Linked DNA regions of Homo sapiens: region 1 is linked to region 2. Evidence: read pairs that join two places in POLR2A ChIA-PET (ENCODE). Cell type or tissue: Panc1. All regions are shown on one strand. Links, peaks and the distances in the headings refer to the core of each region. The heading gives the core; the rest is flanking DNA.

Evidence for each region. Peaks named below come from ENCODE experiments on the same cell type or tissue, not always from the same donor. Only the 100,000 strongest peaks of a DNase experiment are listed, where the experiment ranks them.
Region 1: POLR2A ChIA-PET joins it to region 2 with 6 read pairs; 1 of 35 experiments calls an interaction of 5 or more read pairs at or near these places.

Annotation. Positions count from the first base shown.
Region 1 is chr3:172,465,449-172,468,370 of GRCh38, reverse strand. No RefSeq gene overlaps it. Among named protein-coding and RNA genes, the nearest start is that of GHSR, 18 kb to the right of the region's middle. RefSeq lists a silencer at 846-1,046. In Panc1, for the core only: no CTCF peak of the experiment used is centred there; no DNase peak of the experiment used is centred there; H3K27me3 peaks cover 331 bases.
Region 2 is chr3:172,041,860-172,044,707 of GRCh38, reverse strand. The region is part of intron 1 of FNDC3B (fibronectin type III domain containing 3B); the gene reads right to left. Among named protein-coding and RNA genes, the nearest start is that of FNDC3B, 3.7 kb to the right of the region's middle. In Panc1, for the core only: no CTCF peak of the experiment used is centred there; no DNase peak of the experiment used is centred there; H3K4me3 peaks cover 1,847 bases; H3K27ac peaks cover 2,376 bases.

The sequences.
Region 1 (2,922 bases), core at 162-2,661, 420 kb before region 2:
AGGATAGGTGGTCACTAATGTCTGCTATGTTGAGTCAGAGGAAGAGCCTAAAAAGAATTGGTTCCAAAAGCAGGGCTGGGGCGGCCGGGAGCAGTGACTCACACCTGTAATCCCAGCACTTTGGGGAGCCGAGGGGGGCGGATCACGAGGTCAGGAGATTAAGACCATCCTGGCTAACCCGGTGAAACCCCGTCTCTACTAAAAAATACAAAAAATCAGCCGGGCGTCGTGGTGGGCGCCGGTAGTCTCAGCTACTCGGGAGGCTGAGGCAGGAGAACGGCGTGAACCTGGGAGGAGGAGCTTGCAGTGAGCCGAAATCGCGCCACTGCACTCCAGCCTGGGCGACAGAGTGAGACTCTGTCTCAAAAAAAAAAAAAAAAAAAAAAATGCAGGGCTGGGGCTTCCAGGGTATTTATTCTGGGGTAAGAGCATGAATATTAAAAAATAACTGGGCAATGCTATTCCCTTTTTCCTGATTTGAAATGGCAGCCTCAACACCTGACGATTTTTCAGGGAAGGGTAAAATACCATGATGATGTCTCTTAAAAGAAACAAGAAATTCCCTACATGGAGGTACCAGTGGTTTGGTATATTTGTAACTAAAATAAATTTGGGGAGATATAAAATTGAATCAATTAGGACACTTTCAGCTTCAGTTCACAGAAACCTCATTTCTGATGGGGTTACACAGTAAGAAAAGAGATCCTTCACGGGAAGTCCAAAGGCAGGGCATGATCCATGGTTGGTCGATTTGGCTCTTTCCATCTTTTGGTTCTACCTTCCTTAGTTAAGCTTCATCCTCAGGCTGGTGGCTGTAGTGATTTCAGATATCACACAGCCATTCCAGGCAGTGGCCAGGGGCAGACCAGCAGCTGCTTATTAAGAGTGGGAGGAATTTTCCCAGATGTCCTCAGTATACCTCCTCTCCATACTGGCCAGAGGTGAGTCATAGTTCATTCTTGAGTCAATCACTGACAGGAAGATTGGCTTAGTAAACATCTAGGGTGTGAGAATTCTTATTGTAGGTTTGTTTTCACTGTGATTGGAAAAACCAATTTTCTCTTACCTCTGTAATTCTAGCTAATCTAAGCTAATCTAAATCAGAGGTCAGCAAACAAATCTGACTCATCACAAGTTTTGGTAAGTAAAGTTTTATTGGAACACAGCTGCATCCAATGAGGTTTTAGGCAGGGGAATGTCTGGATTAGATTTGTATTTCCCAAAGATCACTGGCTGCAGGTGGCAAATAGATTGTGGAACAACAGTGGACAGAGAGAGATCAGTCCCTTGGGTATTGTAGCAGTTCTAGTGGGGGATTTGGAGGCATTGGTGGTAGAGATGGTGAAAAGTAACTAGAACCCTATGTGAACTGACTGGCTTTCCATGAAACATTTAAACTACCTTCAAGAAGCTTATAATGTAATAGAAGAGGTGACTCACAAGTATAAAATCACAGAAACAGTGTATAATTGGGAAATAAACTGAAAAGTTCTAACTCTGAGCACTACAGGAATTGAAAGCAGGAAATGTTTCAGGACTCCAGGGGTTAGGTCTTGGGTGGAGAAGCCAGAGGCAAGAGGTGGTGTGACGGTTAATACTGTTTCTTTTATTATTATTATTATTATTATTTTCTCATTTTATTTTATTTATTTTTTTATTATTATTACACTTTAAGTTTTAGGGTACATGTGCACAACGTGCAGGTTTGTTACATATGTATACATGTGCCATGTTGGTGTGCTGCACCCATTAACTCGTCATTTAGCATTAGGTATGTTTATTGCGGCACTATTCACAATAGCAAAGACTTGGAACCAACCCAAATGTCCAACAGTGATGGACTGGATTAAGAAAATGTGGCATATATACACCATGGAATACTATGCAGCCGTAAAAAATGATGAGTTCGTGTCCTTTGTAGGGACATGGATGAAGCTGGAAACCATCATTCTCAGCAAACTATTGCAAGGACAAAAAACCAAACACTGCATGTTCTCACTCACAGGTGGGAATTGAACAATGAGAACACATGGACACAGGAAGGGAACATCACACACCGGGGACTGTTGTGGGGTGGGGGGAGCGGGGAGGGATAGCATTAGGAGATATACCCAATGCTAAATGATGGGTTAATACTAAGTTTGAACTTGATTGGATTGAAGGATGCAAAGTATTGTTCCTGGGTGTGTCTGTGAGGGTGCTGCCAAAGGAGATTAACATTTGAGTCAGTGGACTGGGAGAGGCAGACCCACCTTCAATGTAGGGTGGGGTGGGGGGCACCATCTAATCAACTGTCAGGGGGGCTTGAATAAAGCAGGCAGAAAAAGGTGGGAGAAGCCAACTTGCTGAGTCTTCCACCTTCATCTTTCTCCCGTGGTGGATGCTTTCTGCCCTCGAACATCAGACTCCCAGTTCTTCAGCTTTTGGACTCTTGGACTTACACCAGTGGTTTGCCAGGGGCTCTTGGGCCTTTGACCACAGACCGAAGGCTGCACTGTCGGCTTCCCTACTTTTGAGGTTTTGGGATTTGGACTGGCTTCCTTGCTGCTCAGCTTGCAGACGACCTATTGTGGCACTTTACCTTGTGATCATGTGAGTCAATACTCTTTAATAAGCTCCCCTTCATATACACATCTATCCTATTAGTTCTGTCCCTCAGAGAACCCACCCTGACTAATACGGGGGGCAAGAGGCAGAACAGTGAAGGAAGGGACCTATAGAGCAGAGATGGTTCAATGGGAGGGAGGGACAAATATTGCTACATAGGCAAGGTAAGGCCCAATTATGAGAACTCTGGAAGGCCAGAGTTTAAAAGACTTGATGTGAGATTAAACAAGGAGCTATTACAAATGTTTATACTGCCTGAGAAGGATAGAGATGAAAGCAAGATTTAAAGAAGTCTAGTTCTGCCAGATTTTTGTG
Region 2 (2,848 bases), core at 349-2,848:
GGTTCTTATCCTGAAAATAGTACAGTGGTATCTTATCCTTGAAAATAGTACAGTGGTCCCAATGGTCAGGAATGGGTATGAACAGGATGTTTCAGTTATCTGAACAGTCTCAGTAACTGACGCCTTACCTGCAGTTGAATTAACGATTTTCAAAGAGCTGGAAGCAATGTAATTCACATAACACTAAAATAACATAGAACAATTCAAAGATAATTTACAGACATAGGTCCTCCAGGATATGTCTAGAGTTAAGACTATGAACTGCAATTATCCCAGGACAGTACCATAACTATGGAAGATACAATAGATTCAGATATATTTATACTGAACCTGGCAGTTGCCTCTTAAAAATCCTAATAAAAAGAGATTACATTATAATTTGCCTTTTCCTGAGGGTAGCACACCAAAAAAAAAAAAAAAAAAAGAGTTGGAATTTTCACTATTCCATACAAAATCAGAAAGTTGTTGAAATTCCTTTTAGCAAATGAAACTCTAAAATTCAATGAATTTAAATTAAATCCACTAATCAGAAAATGATTTGAACATCTGCCATCGGACAGATCTTTCTTACTGTTTTAATCTTACACATATTCTTCCCAATTCATGGATGAATCCAATGTGTTTGATATTTGATTTCTATACACTGAGAGTAAAAGAATAATTTTAATTCTTCAGGTTACTTCTGCAGCTACATAAGGAAAAGTGAGTAATGGTTTACTGATACTTACAAAGTCTGAAAAGAACTGTCCAATGAACGGATGGACGCGGGTATGAGAGGATCGTTTTTTTCAGCTTTCTATTAGTGACTTTTCATATTGCTTCCTATTTGTACTCTTATTACACTAAAATAACCAACAAGTTCTGACTACTTTTTCAGCAATTCCTATGCACAATTCCTATATTAAACCAAAAAAGATACAATTTAAAGATTTTTCCACCAGTTTTAACTATGACATGTAAACATTGTTTTTAAAACCAAAGAGTTAACAAATAATGTGCGTATTTTATCCACTCTACATATGAAAGCAAAGTTGAGCTATAGCTAACTCAGTCTTTAAATTCCATTTAAGGGCTGAATGTAACTTCTGATATCGTAGAAGAAAGAAAAATGAACTAAGAGATCTAAAGAGCAGTATGCAGCCTGGACAACCTAGTGAGACCTGTCTCTACAAAAAAACAATAATAATAATAAATAGCCTGGCATGGTGGCGTGCACACCTGTAGTACCAGCTACTGGAGAGGCTAAGGGGAGAGGATCACTTCAGCCTGGGAGGTGGAGGCTACAGTGAGTGAGCCAGTGATCATGCCGCTGCACTCCAGCCGGGGTAACAGAGCGAGAGTCTGTCTCAAAGTAAAATAAAGAGCAATATGACCAAGCTACATGTGAAAGATTTGGGAGTCAAAAAGTTCTACACTTTGCTCTCCAATATGGTAACCACTAGCCACAAGTGGAAATTTAAGTTTAAAATAATTACAAGTAAATAAAACTTAGTCCGGGTGTGGTGGCTCACGCCTGTAATTCCAGCACTCTGGGAGCCCGAGGCGGGTGGATCACCTGAAGTCAGGAGTTCGTGACCAGCCTGGCTAACATGGTGAAAACCCGTCTCTACTAAAAAATACAAAAAATTAGCCGGGCGTGGTGGCAAGCGCCTGTAATCCCAGCTACTCGGGAGGCTAAGGCAGGAGAATCGCTTGAATCCGGGAGGCGGAGGTTGCAGTTAGCCGAGACCGCGCCACTGCACTCCAGCCTGGGCTACAGAGCGAGAATCCATCTCAACCAGCAAGGCGGAGGTTGCAGTGAGCCGAGATTGCGCCACTGCACTCACTCCAGCCTGGGCGACAGAGCGAGACTCCATTTCAAAAAAAAAAAAAAAAACTTAAACTGTTGTTCCTCAGTCCACTAGCTACATTTCAAAGACTCAGTTACATGTGGCTTGTGGCTGCTATGCTGGACAGCACAGACAGAACCATTTCCAACACTGAAGAAAATTCCATTGGATGACACCATTGGTAGCTACGTGATCTTATGCAAGTTACTCTCTCTCTGTAAATCTCAATCCCCTTGTTTGTAAAGTGTGCATAACACAACCTAAATCGAAAATACTAGAATTTTAATGAGATAATGTATAAAAGCACAGGAATTAGTGCTTAGTACACATCAGATATCCCAGAAAGGAGCTATTAACACAATCCTGTATTAAACTTTCGTCTATAATGGTGACCCTCAACAAGTCACTTTCCCTTCCCGGGCCTCATTTTCCAAACTGACAAGTGTGGTAAGTTCTTCTACTTAGCTCCTAATGAACTTATCCATCAAATGCTACCAGGTTAAATACTGAGCAAAAGGAGCACAAACTCCTACTGAGTGAACTGCTACCTAGCCTCCAAGGGCCTAGAGCTTCCTCACAGATCCCAAGCATTCTTCAAGAAACCGCAGAAGACTGGCTCTCCAATATAACCCATCGTCTGATGTGAGCTATTTATAAAGTCTGTATTAAAAGATTACCGGAATATCTTTCTGAAATTGTATATACTGTAATTAGAAGCTACAACCTCCTATTTCATGATGAGATCCTGCAGTTTTAGCATCTTTTAAATGAACGCTATCCTTACAGATGAATTTTTTTTATCTTAAAGTAATTTAAACCACAACACTTTAAAAGCACGTGTGAGTTTAAAAACAATTTTGTAATGACTGATTTTTTTTTTAATCAACTATGCCTCATTCTCAGCCAGCCTGTGGGTGCCCCTCTGGTATCTAAACAAAGTGAGAATTGTACCTTCATGGGTGAGGTCCTTTTGCAGGGCCAGAAACATGCCCAGAGACTTTATCCTCGTTAACAGCTGC